Linked DNA regions of Homo sapiens: region 2 is linked to region 1. Evidence: chromatin contacts called from ENCODE Hi-C or POLR2A ChIA-PET data. All regions are on one chromosome and are shown on one strand. The core of a region is the stretch at or near the end of the contact, and the rest is flanking DNA. Distances in the headings are between cores, read along the strand shown.

Region 1 (7,316 bases), core at 1,965-4,464:
AAATAAAAACAAGTAAAAGATGATTAACAATTTTATAAATGATTCAACATTTAAATTGCTCTTAAGATCACTATGTAAGTCAATAATTCTCATTATGAAAAATGTTATCATAGAGTATAAAGTATTTTGAGATCCCAGACCGAAGATACCATTTAGGCCCTTCGCATTCTCTGTTATATACAGTCTACACAGGCTTTTATCTTTACCCCTCCTCAAACTGTTCTTGTCAAAGTCAACAGTGGCTCCCATGCTGCTCAGTCTGGGTCATGTCTCTGTCCTTACCTTGCTCAATATGTTAGCAATACTTCCCAAAGTTGTTCATTTCCTCCTTCTTGAGACACTTTCTTCACTTAGCCCCTGAGAGGTCACTCTCACTTCACTTTCTATCTCACTAGTCACTCTTTATAAGTTTGTTGCTGTTGTTGTTAGCTCTTCATCTTCCCACTCTCAAAACATTTGAGTGCCCCAGAGCTCAGTCCCTGATCTCTTCTTTTCTCACTTCTCCCAAGTGATTCTCCAACCTCATTTCGTGTCTTTAAGTACCATCTATTTCAGGTAACTCCCAACTATTTACCTCTACCCATGACATTGCTACTGAACTCCAAAGCACTTACTTAACTACCTACTTAACATTTCCACTGAGAGGTCCAACATAACATCATTAAAAAAAAAATCTTCATTACTTCCACTCATCTGTTTCTTCTATAGTCTTCACCATCTCAATAAAGGAAAACTACATTTTCCTACTTAATCAGGTAAAAAATTTTGGCTCCTCCTTGGCTCCATACTTCCTTCACACTCTACTTTTCATCTCTGCCTTCAATATATATTCAGAATCTGACAACTCTTAGCCCCTCTGCTCTGATCACCCTGGACATCATTTGTCATGTGGATTAGTACAATAGCCTCTTATTAGGTCTCTCTGCTTTTACTCCTACCTTCCTAAAGTCTATTTCACATGGCTGCTAGGGTCATCCCAGTAACCAAGAAGGTAGATCATATCACTCTTCTTTCAATGGTTTCCAGTCTCATTAAGAATAAAAATCAAATTCTTTTACACGGCCTGAAAGGACATACAAAATTTTACCACATCTACCTCTTTGGTCTCAACTTCCATTCATTCCCTGGACTCCAACCCAACTGGCCTCCTTTCTCTTCTTCCAATATACCAAACATGTGCGCTTGCTTTTCTCTCTGCCTAGAATATTTTCCCTACCTGTCATATCCACATAGCTTGAACTCATGCTTTATGTTTATCTTTGCTCCCATATGGCCTCATCAAAGTGGCCTTTCCTAAGCACTCTAAAATAACACCTCTTTCTCTTTACTGTGCCTTTTTTCTTCCCCTCCTCCTCCTTCTCCTCTTCCTCCCCCTCCTCCTCCTCCTCCTCCTTCTTCCTCTTCTTTTTTTGAAACAGGGTCTCTTTCTATCTCCCAGGCTGGAGCGCAGTCTCGTGATCTCAGCTCACTGCAATCTCCAACTCCCAGGCTCAAGCCATCCTCCTACCTCAGCTCTTCAACTAGCTGGGACCACAGGCACACACCACCATGCCCAGCTAATTTTTCTATTAGGTTGGTGCAAAAGCAGTTGCGGTTTTTGCCACTACCTTTAATATTTTTAGTAGAGACAGAGTTTCTGCATGTTGCCCAGGTTAGTCACCAACTCCTGGGCTCAAGTGATCTACCCACTATGGCCTCCCAAAGTGCTAAGATTACAGGCATGAGCCACTATGCCCAGCCACTGTTTTTGTAAATAAAGTTTTATTGAAACATAGCCATGCTCATTTGTGCATATATTGTCTATGACTGCTTTTGTCTACAACAGCAGAGTTGAGTAGGTATGACAGAGACTACATGAGCTAGAGGCCCAAAATATTTACTATTTGGCTCTCTCTTTGCAGAAAAAAAATTGTCAGTCCTCGGGCCAGAGGGTAGAATGCATGGCAAGGATAGGGAGAAGATTAAAGGGGAGATGAGGGCAAGCTGGAAGGGATTTATGTGAGTTTAGATTTCATATGTAGGTCTAGAGAGAATGAGGCAATGGGTGCTTTTAGGCAAGGAAGTTCCTGAAAGGTACGATCTACGTCTAATATAATTTGTGCATAAAAACTGCTATGATATTTAAGCCAGTCCTTCTAGTGGCAGCTTTTGCAAGAATTCAAGCCTTAATGTCACTGCCATGTCTGGGATTAGCTCTTGAAATGGGAACCAAAAGATAGTGAAAATCCACTTACTTCCCGCCTCCCCCAAGCTAGACGTTGGTTTGGAAATGATCTATCTCCTGTGGTGAGTCTAGTGCAGATTGATCCAATAGTGTCCATTATAGCCTCTAAATATCTGGCCTGGGCTGACCTCAAGAATCCCAGAAACATGGATTGGTTCCAAGGTCACCCAGAAACTCGTTGGTCTTGCTTTAAGAAACTACAGAAATTTGAAAAAACTCTGGAATCATTTCTATATAGGATGACAAACAAAACTCAAGTGTTAGTGGTATGACATTATAGCCTCTAAATATCTGGCCCGGGCTGATCTCAAGAGTCCCAGAAACATAGATTGGTTCTAAGGTCACCCAGACACTTGTTGGTCTTGCTTTAAGAAGCTCCAGAAATTTGAAAAAACTCTGGAATCATTTCTATATAGGATGACAAACAAAACTCAAGTGTTAGCGGTGTGACAACTCATCAGATCTTTTCCGAGTTCTCTAAACCATGTGGATCAGTTTAGACTTTGCCACTGGGTGAGGTCAAAAGATTGCTGATCCATCTTGCTTTCACTGAGATTGGATTTCACAATAAAGCAGCCTTTCCCCTGGTGTCTTTGGCTCTCAGGATTTTGATTCCGTCCAGACCCTAAGTAAAGGGCAGGAGAAAATTTTGAAAGAAAAAGAAAGAGAGCGGGAACAAATGTGTTCTGAATTTCACATAACAAAGTGGAGCTCTGGGTTGTGGTTGAGCTTGGGAGCAGATGCCCTCATCCCTCTTCCCTCTGAGAATGCAGTGGGGAAATATCTGGGCTGCTCCAGTGAAGCTGTGGCATTTGGGTTTAATCTGATAGACCTGAATGTGCCTACTCTGAATCCAGACGAGGTTTTGGCCTGATGTTTTTGCCCAAACCTCAAGTGAGTATAAGCAAAGGAAGCCAAGTTCCCCACTTGTATCTACTGACTCATTCTACTAGAAGTCCGTTGCCCTTGTAACAGTTCGTGTTGTTTATTGGCTTCTGCCTTAAAAAATTTAAAATATAGTTGAACTGAAAGTTGATAGGTTATCATTTGAAGGAGGAAGTGGAAAGTTCCAAAACAGACAACAAAAGAAGCAAAACTTTGATTTTCACTGTGGCTGTTAGGACCCGCCCTTCCTCCTGAATTTTCAGCAGATGAGAGGGATTTTTTGTTTGTTTGTTCAATTTAATGCTTCAATTTTCAGGAAGGAGCCAGATGAAGCTTCTTAGGCATTATCTGCCTGGGACGTGATGAATTAATTGCAGGCCTCATTTTGTAGCAGTCGGTATCAATGGATGGGGTGCTAGTTCAGCCCTTTTGAAAGTATGTAGCAGACGGAGGTGGCTCCAATAATTACATTAAGACCGTGGATACACACTTGCCTTAGGGATTTGGAGTTGCGCTTAATCAAATCTGGATTTGACATTTCACAGCCCACATCAAGGATTTCTACAAAGGAACAGCAGAGCATTGCCAGCTCCTGCTCTTACTTAGCATCTCCTCCTGAGTAACTGAACAGTCCTTGTGCTAATCTTATTGATGCTTTGGCTGCATTTCTGCCCTGCTGCACAGCACTCAGCTTCTGTAGACCATCTTTTCTTTCATCTTTTTCTCAGTGAAAAAGTGTTTATTAAGTGTCCATCATGTGCCAGGGCCCTGGGTTAGGATCTGGGGTAGGGTAGATAGGGTGGTGAAAAAGGCTGGATTCTGAGCTCCTGCATTCGTAAAAGGTTACACCTAAGGCCAGAAGCAGTGGCTCATGCCTGTAATCCCAGCCCAGGCAGGTGGATCTCTTGAGCCAAGGAGTTCGAGACCAGCCTGGGCAACATGGCAAAACCCTATCTCTACAAAAAATACAAAAATTAGCTGGGCATGGTGATATGTACCTGTAGTCCCAGCTACTCGGGAGGCTGTGGGGAGATCACTTTAGCTGTGATTATGCCACTGCACTCCAGCCTGGGTAACAGAATGAGACCCTGTCTCAATTTTTTTGTTTGTTTGTTTGAAAAGGTTACACATAGCAGGAGTTACAGAAGGCTAACCCGTGGCTCAAAAGCAATGAACTGTTTTTCAGTTCATTACCTACCACGTGCCAGATAGAGGTAATACAAGGAAGAGTAATAGATGATGCCTGCCCTTGAGGAGTTTAAAGTTCAATGGGGTGGTTTCCAAACTTTAGTAACCCCAGAGGTCCCAGGGATGCCTATTTAAAATGAGGACAAGGAACACGGGAGGCGGAGGTTGCAGTGAGCCAAGATCGCACCATTGCACTCCAGCCTGGATGACAACAGCCAAACTCCGTCTCAAAAATAAATAAATAAATAAATAAATAAATAGTAAAAATAAAATGAGGATGAAGACTTTGCATTTTTATAGGCAGGTATTTCTGAAGTAATTGTTCTTTGGATCATATTTTGAGAAATACTGATAAAAGTATAAGTAATATAAACAAACAGTTGCTTAAATAGCCCCTGTCACAGTAAAGGCGCAAAGGTAGAAGAGCTCAGTTCTCCTTGGGAGGCCATAGAAGGCTTCCAAGATGAAGATCTAGATCAGATCTTGTAGAATGATATACAGTTTAATAGGTAGACAATACCACAGGTAAAGCAGTCAAGGGAGAGAAAGAATTCCAGGCAGAGAAGAGAGCAGGCACAAGACACCAAGGTGGAGAGAATGCACCTATTTAGGTGCCCTGTGAGTACAGAGCGGAGGTACAGGGGAGTTAGGTGATTAAATTTGCATTTTAGGTAGATCATTCAGATGGCAATGGGGTATTTGGTAGGAGACAAACAGGATAGGGGGCAGGGAAAATTTAGGAGTTTCTCGATTAGTGTTGTTAATTGTAAAAATAATAGGTTTGTTGTCAGGATAAATATGCAAAATATTCATTGGTTGTAGGGACATCTATGTATTGAGCTTCTACTGTGAGTTCAGTATTCAGCTGGGGAGAACCACATGTGAATAGATAATTAGAAAGTGATCATGACAATGATAGACATCCACACAGGGTATTTGTGTGGAAACCCAGCCCCAGGAAGAGCTGGAATCACAGAGGAGCCAGGTTGCCAGCACCTTCACTTGGGAGTTCCACCACTGGCATTTCATCGGCACTGTTTCTGCACCTGCTTCTCACCTTTCTCCTCATTCACTGGCTTCCTCTGTCTTCTGTATCTCCCTCATACTTTCTTCCAACTCAAAATTTTTACTCCCTTAGAACTTCACTTTCCCATCATTCCTCAGGGCCATGATTCTGTCTCACAGCATTCTTCTGCTTTAACTCCCACTCTATTGCCTCATCCTCTCAGTATTTACTGTTTGAAATTCCAAGAGAAAGAGTCCAATGGGCCCATCCCATCTCTTCATGCCATGCTTTCTAATAGGTCGCTGGCCAGTCTGTGGGTTGCTGTCCACGAGGAAGGTGACAATCCTCAGCATAATCATCTGTGGCTCAGTAGGACGGGTTTGTAGGGCACAGAACATGACTGCTGAGGGCTGCTCATGTTGCAAGGGACATAAAAATGTTATATCCCCTTAGGAGAATATGTACTTGTCATGCTTGGAAAAAGAGACCAGTGTGATCATCGAGGTGACACTGAGCTGTGTAGGGTTAATTTTTTTATAAGAAACATTTCAGTTTTGTGATGTGGCTGATAAGAAAGATAATGCAAATATTTCCAACTTGAATAACTAAGTGAATGAAGATGCCATTAATCAGGAAATGATACACAAGAAGAAAAGTTTGTTGTGATCGTGTGTTCAGTTGAGACGTAATGACTTTGAAGTGTCTAAAGGTTCTGCAGCTGGATGTAAAGACAACAGTGATTTTGCACAATTATCTGACCTCACATCTCTGCCCAGCTCCTCTATCACTAAAGTCTCCACAAAACCAGGTGAATTCCTTCCTGCATGCTCTGAAAAACCCTGTGTGGATATCTATCATTGTAATTATCACTTGGTAATTATTCATTCAGATGTACTTCTCCCCAACTAAATACTGAACTCACAGTAGAAGCTCAGTAAATGCTGGTCAGTTGTATCCTAGTTGTATACAGAAGCAGACCCAAAACAATGGCTCAAGTATAAGAAGTTTACTCTGGAGATAAAGATAACAGCACAGTAGGAAAGTGCGTTAGTGAGCACAGAAGGGAAGGCAGTCAGGAAAGAGTGGGCCGCTGGAGCTCATTCTTACTGGGGAACCAATATTAACACACACTCCAGAGTTATCCCATTCAGTGGATATTTACATACCAGTTCCATCACTCACTGATTGAGGGCTTCTGGGGTAGGGTGGGAGGATGCTAATTCTCAGTGCTTTCAGCCTGCTCCATGGAGCAGTCAAGCAACTTTTGGGCCAGAGAAAGGGCTCAGGCAAAGAAATGCAGGTTCTGAAAGTTAGAAGTCCCACAGGCATGCACTAAAGTGGCAACGACAAGGGGATATGGCCAGGCATCAACAGCATCTATATAAGTTGAATGAATGAATGAATGATTACCCAGCGTAGTGGAAAGCAATATACTTTGGACCTATTGTGAATCCATGAAATCCCTCTAAATTGTTCTGCCTTAGGTGCAGAGCCTGCAAGTTACTCACTCAAGTTACATGATCAGGAGAGGACAGAGGAGGACCCAATTCTCCATAAAATAGGTATTTGGATATTTATATGTATAAATTTTAAAATAGAGCTTACACTGAGATCCTGGCATCATTCTTTAAATTCATTGTCCATTTGACAGCTCTTTATTTCACCCGCAATCACTTTCTCTTTCCTGTTATAACCACCCATTTAAAAAATACATGAATGGATACATAAAGTATTGCTTTTTAAAGATCTTTCTTTGAGAATTATGGAGACCCCAAGAGATGCTATACCAAAGATCAACTTACTGCCAGTGATCAAATTTGCTCATTGATCTTTGAGGAAAACCAGCATTCTTTGTGGAAAGGAATTGGTAATCGTCTTGGAAACCTAGTCTCAGCTCTTAGAACTGAGAATTTTTTTTCCTAGTTTCTTTGTGGACTCAGTCCTTCAAGAAAGTTTGATAAACTCCCTATACTGACAAGTAGAGTCTAGGGTGGCATGAGTCTGAATCAAAAG
Region 2 (7,717 bases), core at 3,028-5,527, 300 kb before region 1:
CGAGTGACTCAGCTATGTGACTAAGCCAAGTTGTATAGCTATCATGATCTTGATGGGTATTTCTGAATGGTTGAAATTATAAATGTTAAATCCATGACTACCTAGTGTACATTCAGGGTGGAGAATAAGTTTCATCTTAAGTGTCAACTCACATGAATTTTTTTTTTTGCAGATGCTCTACAAACTGTTTTGAGGCTGCATCTGGATTTAGTAAAGAGTGTTGTCATCAATTTTCAGCTTCTACCTTAGGTGTAGGAGGGAACTGAGGCAGCAAGCAAGTATTTGCTCACTGTCTGCATCTTTCCAGTATAGAGAATGCATCAGAGAAATGCCTCAACATGTGTGGCACTGTGTATATAATTTCCAACACTGCAAAATGGAACAAGCACAAAACTTTGAAGGGACGGTCTATGTGATGAAAAGTTGGAACGGCTTCCAAGAGCTGAAATACAATGTTGTCAGTGTTTCTCCCTCACCATGATATTTGAACCAAAGCTGTCTGATAACAAATGAAAAGCTTTCTGGGATGTCAGTGTGATTTCATTCTGGGATCCATTAGGTATAGAAAAGCAGCCCAATTATGACTGGGCAAATTCCACAGGTCTGGCTGGGCCAATTGCCATGGAATCAGATCATATGGCTGTATTTAGTGATATGGTGGACCATTCTCAATTTCCCTTATCTTATTCTATGCACAAAGATGGCTTGCTTTGTATTTACTCACTTCAATTTAATGTGGCTCTATCATCCCTCCCCCACCTCAGAGCCTTTTCCAGCAAATGGAGGCCTTTTGTTTTTTACCATACAGAAGATTCAGGTGACTGTGTGCAGCATCATGAGACTGCAGACTAGTTGGGATTCATCGGAGTGGCAGCATTTTGATCAAACACTGGGAGGAATGCTGCCAACCTCTGCTCAGGTGGTAGAGACAAGAAGGCTTACGTGTGATATTAGAGTTGATTATGCAAGGACTCTGTCATGAATAATAACAATAATAATTATTATCATGATGAGGCAGAAAGAGAATAATGATTTTGGGAAATCAGTAAAACAAGTCACATCAGTTTTCTGGCTGAAAGCCAGCCTTATTTTCTGGTGAAGAGAGATCATTGGTGATTTTAATAAGTTAGACTATTTTATCAAGGAGCTGGGGGATCTACTGCTGGGCAAAGAAAAAAGTGGGCAACTTCAAAAGAATTACTTTTAATTTACTCTGAGATATTTGCTGGGGGTGTGAAAATGAATTGGGAAGGCAAGTGTATGCCTGCTTATTTGTTAATGATTTCGTGGACTCATAGCAAAAGTTGGGAGGGGATGTTTGAGGTCATCTAATCTACGTGGCTTCAAAATCTTTATTCTTTATAATAGCCTACCTTTTTTGAAATACACTCTTTTGTTGAACTCCAATGCAAAACATGTAAAAGTAGAGATGAGAGTGGAAGAGATGGAATGGAGGGTCAAGAGCATGATCACTTAGGTTTGTGCCTCTCTCCACCCACTTGGTTTTTCCATGAGATGCTTCTCTTCTACGGATTCAGTTCGAAAACTCCTGATTGAATCCAGCCTCCTCATTTTATAAACAGGAGATCGGGTGACTCGCTCAGAATCATGCAATTGGTTATCTCACTGGAGCAGCTCTCTGCAGAATAATCTCTGCACTAAGCCACACTTGGAGTATGAATTGTGACTCTCCTGCCTCCTTAGCCCCTCTAGCCCTTCCCATCTCTCCTGTCAACAGCGTTCCACTCATTACCTTATCCCCGCATGACTCAATAGCCTGTGTCCATATCGCTGCAATTTTCATGACAGTTTAAAGAAAAACACATCTGTCTCCATATACCAATGAGGGCTCAGTAGGGAACACTGATTACATCCTCCACAATGAGGGCCCCAGGGGCTGCTGCTCCCAAACATGCCCTGAGTGCAAGGGTTCTAGTCTGTCACCAACATGGAGAAAATCTCTCTTGTCACATTTTATTGTATTCACTGGCCACGGGACAGGACGGAGTAATAAGAAATTCTGTGCAGGCCTCAGGTTGTTTTGAATTCTGCTTCTGTTTTTCAGAACTGATATTATTTCTGGCCCTTGATAAGCGATAAATTCTCATATCCTGTTTTGTGAGATTTTTAATCATGTGCAGTTAATAGGCTGATACAAAGTGTGAGAGTATCCATCACCTAAATAAAAGAAATTATAGTTTTACATGGACTTGTATTCCTAAATTTCACCAATTTTTAGAGCTAGATACAATCTTAAGAGAATTTCTCATTTAATTTTTTCTCTATGAGGAAACTCATGCCCAGAGTAATGAAGGGCTGGGTCTACCATGAATCAGCTGGTTCAAGGTGTGAACTAAGTCTCTCTCACTTAAGGTACATTCCTTAGTTGGGTTGGTTTAATTGAAGAAATATGCATTGAGTGTCCTCCAGGGCAAAATACCCATGAGAGACAGACAGAGATTTTTCTATTTCCTTGATGGGGTAGGGCAGACAATGAAGACCCTCCACTAAATATGAGCAGCCATTGTGCACATATGGTACTGAGAATGACAACGAGTCTACACAAATCCATCTCTTTTGGAGAGATGATGTGACTGTAAATGATAATGATGAGGAAGACGAACTTTTATAGTATTAGCTTCATCCACAAACAGGAAATTATTATTGCTATTTTTCTATCTTTGAAGGGAGTCTGTTAGAGATGGCAGCAACATGGATGGAGCTGGAGGCCACTGTCTTAAGTGAACTAATGCAGGAACAGGAAGCCAAACACCGCATGTTGTTACTTATAACTGGGAGCTGAACATTGAATATGCATGGACACAGAGAAGGGAACAATAGACACTGGGGCTTACTAGAGGGTGGAGGGTAGGAGGGTGAGAATCAAAAAACTACCTATTGGGTAGTATGGTAATTACCTGGGTGATGAAATAATATGTACACCAAACTCCCTTGACATGCAGTGTATTTATAGAGCAAACCTGCACATGTAACCCTGAAACTAAAAGTTAAAAAATAAATTAAAAAAAAAAGTGGCTGGGCGTGGTGGCTCACGCCTGTAATCCCAGCATTTTGGGAGGCCGAGGCAGGCAGATCACGAGGTCAGGAGATAGAGACCATCCTGGCCAATATGGTGAAACCCTGTCTCTACTAAAAATACAAAAACTTAGCTAGGCATGGTGGTGTCCACCTGTAGTCCCAGCTACTCAGGAGGCTGAGGAGGAGAATTGCTTGAACCCGGGAGGCGGAGGTTGCAGTGAGCCGAGATTGTGCCACTGCACTCCAGCCTGAGCAAAAAGAGTGAAACTCCATCTCAAAAAAACAAAAACAAAACAAAACAGGAACAACAACAAACAAACAAAAAAACAAAAGAAAAAAAAATTATCCACACACGCAAAAAGAGTTTGGGTTCTGGAGCTGGACTACCTGGGTCTCAATCCCTGTCCTGCCTGTTACTGGCTGTGTGGTCCTCATTGAATCAGTTAACCCCACTGTACCTCAGTTTCCTCATCTGTAAAGTAGGTTAGTATGAGTAAACAGCTCAGAGTTTTGTTCTGAAGATTAAATGAATACATTCTAGTGCAGCTGCTAGAATAGACTGGTATACAGTAAGCATTTAATAAATGTTACCTATTATTATCCTTTATAGATTAAAGGCATCCTGTAAACTCTAGTTGAACATCTAACTTCTAATTGCTTAAGTGGATTCCAGCAGCTGTCTTATATGCTCAGGAAGCTTTAAAACATCACAATTCACTGGTAGCCTCTTCTGGGCAGGTATTATTGCTATTGAAGGTCAGAATTAGTGGGAGGTCTATTTTCTGCAACTTTATTCATGCAGCATGCATTCTTGGATGTTACTAACGTGGCACACCCTGGGCCAGGTGAACTAGGGGTTGGGGGAAGAGTAGGGTGAGGATGCAAAGATGAACATGGTATCAGTTCTTCAAGGGCTTGGGGGTGTGAGGTGGAGTAGGGTAGGGATGCAAAGAAGCGTAAAATAGCTTTTGCCTTCAAAGAGTTCACTGTCCTGAGAGAGGGATGATCAGTAAACAAATAGTGACAAAGCAGGGAGACATGTACAAAGTGCTAAGGGAGCACAGAAGAGGAAGTGACTGAGACAGACTGAGGAGACCAAGAAAGGCTTCGCACAGGAAATGACATATAAACTGGGTCACACAGGATGAGTAACTGTCTGGTAGAAGAGAGGGGGTGAGTTTCTAGGCAGGGGCACTACATGCGCAAAGGCACAGAGGCATGACACATGAAAGCCACAATATTTGGCAGGGTGAGCAGTTCAGAAGGATGTTTACAAAATGCCCTGGTTCAAGGACGTGTCATTGCCCAAGCTCCTTACTGTAGCTGGTGGAGCCTGGCAGGGGGCGGTCCCTGCCCACCGTCCCGAGCCCATCTCTTACTTCCCAACCCTGGCCACACTTGTTCCTTTTTGTGCCTGGATCACCACAGCAGAGTTCTACTTCAGGGCTGCTGCACATTCTGCTTCTTATTTGTAGAATATTCTTCCCAACCTATTTTCATGGCCAATCCCTTCTCTATCCTCAGGTCTTACCTCCTCAGGAAGATCATCCATGGCCACTTTCCCTGATGCAAGTCCCCTGTTATTCCCCATCACAGCATCTATCACTAGGAATGTATTGTGACCTGTAATTATTTTACCTCTCACCATGTTTTTTACCTGCTTCTCTGGAAGGTAGCATGAGACATCAGGGTCAGGACACCAACTGTCTTGTTCCTGGTGTATCTCTAGTATCCTAGTCAGTTCCTGACACAGCACTCAATCGAAGTTGTTGAATGAAGAAATAAAAGTATCAGTGAATGAATGAATGAATGAGAAATTTGGAAAGAGATTGGTTTGAATATCTTCCGTTGGTTTCTCCAGGTCCACTACCCTTCTCTATTCAATTCTGTGTCATGGAAAGCTGCTTGTGTGGGCCACCTCAATATCTTCCCTCTGTGTTGGATTCAGTAAATAGGGCGCAGGTAAGGGTGAGAGGAGAGGGGTCAGGGTGGCCTTGAGCTGGCTGCATTCCTTCCCTGAAGGTCTCAGCAAGGGCCCTCTCCACACAGCCTCTCTCTTTCCTCCTTTCCACCACTTTAGGCCTGCGGTCGGGGGGCAGGCACCTCCTCCCATCTTTCCACATTACTATCCCTCGTAGTTTCTCTAGAGTCCACCTACATCTTTGTAGTCCTTCTATTAATCTCTCTTCAAACTACCTATGCCAGTCTGTTTCTTACCAGGGCTGGGGCCAGGTTAGAAAGTACCTTATGTGCCTGTAAGTAGCTCACACCATATTCATTTGACAACAGAGAACTGTTAAAGGTAGATCCTTCTGCAGGTGCTATGGACTGAATATTCACATGTTGAAATCCTAACCCCCAATGTGATGATATTGGGAGGTAGGGCCTCTGAGAGGTATTTAGGTCATAAGAGTGGAGCCCCTATGAATGGAATTGGTGTTCTTATAAAAGGGACCCCAGAAAGCTAGCTAGCTCTTTTTCCACCTGCTGAGGACACAGCAAGAAGACAGCCATCTACGGACCAGGAAACAGGCCCTCGCAAGACACCAAATGTACTGGTATCTTGATCTTGACCTTTCCAGTCTCTGGAACTCTGAGAATTAGGTGTTTGTTGTTTAAGCTGCCCAGCCGCTGGTACTCTGTGATAGTGGTGTAAGCTGACCAAGACAGCAGAGGTGTGGCATAACCCAAAGGCAAGGCTAACACACAGCATCAGCGTAGGGAATGCCCTCCAAGCTTTCAGTAACATGCCCCATCATGTTGGAGCATGTCCCACTCATATATTCATATCTCTTTATGTGTAAGTTTTTTGTTTCTTTTTTTTGAGGCAGAGTCTCACTCTGTCACCCAGGCTGGAGTGCAGTGGCAGGATCTCAGCTCACTGCAACCTCCGCCTCCCTGGTTCAAGTGTTCTCCTGCTTTAGCCTTCTGAGTAGCTGGAATTACAGGTGCACACCACCACACCTGGCTAATTTTTGTATTTTTGGTAGACACGGGGTTTCGCCATGTTGGCCAGGCTGGTCTTAAACTCCTGACCTCAAGTGATCCGCCCTCCTCGACCTCCCAAAGTGCTGGGATTACAGGCATGAGCCACCGTGCCAGGCTCTGTTTATGTGTAATTTATATACGTGCATGCTTGTACTAATAACTTTTGTACAGTATAAAGTACATATGTGGATATTAAAAAGCATAAGAGAGAGGTAAAATTTGATTTTCAATTTTTATCTCACCAAAAGCCATTGATATGGTTTGACTCTTTGTCCCCACCAAATCTCATGTTGAACTGTGATCTTCAGTGTTGGAGGAGGGGCCTAGTGAGAGGTGATTGGATCATGGGAGCGGATTTTCCACTTGCCGTTCTCCTGATAGTAAGTGAGTTCTCCCAAGATCTGGTTGTTTAAAAGTGTGTAACACTTCCCTCTTCACTCTCCCTCCTGCTCTGCCATGGTAGGAAATGCTTGCTTCCCCTTAGACTTCTGCCATGATTGTAAGTTTTCTGAGGCCTCCCAGCCATTCTTCCTGTACAGCCTGTGGAGCTGTGAGTCAATTAAACCTCTTGTCTTCATAAATTACCCAGTATCAGCTAGTTCTTTATAGCAGTGTGAGAATGGACTAATACAGCCACACTGTTAGTGTACTGATTACTTAGTTTTAAAGTCTTACTAAACATTATAGCTAATATTTTATTGTCTACCTAGGGTGACATTGTTAAGGAGTGTATGTATAAATCCATATTCCAATTCATCTTCTTGAGGTGAGCTAATCTCTTGTCAGATCTAATTATAATTATTATGTATATAATTATATTATACCATATATTGTAATATGGTGACAAAGTACTTCTAAGTGGAGAACAATCAACTTTTTCTACCACGTGGCTTGCTTTGTTGTGGTATCTTTGACCCATTATTTATTTTTGGGGTCTTTTTAAGTTTCTCACTTATTTTATGATTTTTTCAGCAAGTTAGAATTAGACAATAGTTCCACGTATTCACTCAACTGGGCATGTATCATAAATTATTAAACAAATGAAAATGTTAGGGAATCACTGTCCACTCCTGTGATTTATAGACTCCCATTTTCCCTCAAGACTTCCCACATATCCTATGTGAGGGGTGATCACTAACATAGAGACTGAGAGTGCCATGACATATTAAATATCAGAAAAGCTTAATCTCTTATTTTATTTGATAAAAGTGGGTATATACAGAAGTTCTAATGTTCTCTTCCATCTCCCCCATTGATTGTTTTGTACACCTGCTTGATTGCACGTACTGTATTTTGGAGACTACTGATATAGATCATAGGCAGAATCTAGAAATAGAGGACCAGTTAAGAGACAATGTTCCAGTAGTTCCTATATTGGTAGGAGTCCTTTTAGTTATGAGATGTGTGTTAGTTTACACTCCAAACCCTTTTATCCCCATGGCTTCTTTCCTTGCTTATTTTCTTATTCTTTTCCATATCTCTAGCAAAGAAAACAAAGAAATAATACTAACCACTTATTAAACACTTGATTTGACCCATGTTATTAAACACAGATCAAGAACCAGTAGTTTTATGTTAAGCTTAAGAAAGGACTAGGGGCTTTCGATACATTATGTAAATAAAATTTCAGAACATATTGATAACATCAGCATGATTTTTACCTTTTTACAATTAGGAAACTTCCTTGGAA

What was found. Hi-C counts contacts between places; a loop is a spot of excess contacts on that map. ChIA-PET counts read pairs that join two places held with the same protein, here RNA polymerase II (POLR2A). Pooled maps may share reads with other maps.
Region 2: a pooled map shows a loop between it and region 1 (5-fold over the local background). The contact joins two enhancer-like sites. A Hi-C loop is called at or near these places in 1 of 168 maps with a recorded cell type or tissue (ovary) and 5 of 50 pooled maps. POLR2A ChIA-PET finds 5 or more read pairs at or near these places in 1 of 52 experiments (OCI-LY7).

What each region holds. Positions count from the first base shown.
Region 1 is chr12:92,293,974-92,301,289 of GRCh38, reverse strand. The region is part of intron 2 of LINC02391 (long intergenic non-protein coding RNA 2391); the gene reads left to right. Among named protein-coding and RNA genes, the nearest start is that of LINC02391, 66 kb to the left of the region's middle. RefSeq lists enhancers at 3,139-3,188, 3,219-3,308. Within about 2 kb of position 3,214, at least 5 of the 41 ENCODE cell types and tissues checked have a DNase peak (open chromatin) inside an H3K27ac peak, as active enhancers do.
Region 2 is chr12:92,590,516-92,598,232 of GRCh38, reverse strand. All of the region lies in intron 1 of LOC105369905 (a long non-coding RNA gene), which reads right to left. LOC124902983 (a long non-coding RNA gene) reads left to right here. Exons shown (of 2, transcript XR_007063406.1): 2 at 173-527. Among named protein-coding and RNA genes, the nearest start is that of PLEKHG7, 110 kb to the left of the region's middle. RefSeq lists enhancers at 4,435-4,534, 3,774-4,973. Within about 2 kb of position 4,277, at least 14 of the 41 ENCODE cell types and tissues checked have a DNase peak (open chromatin) inside an H3K27ac peak, as active enhancers do.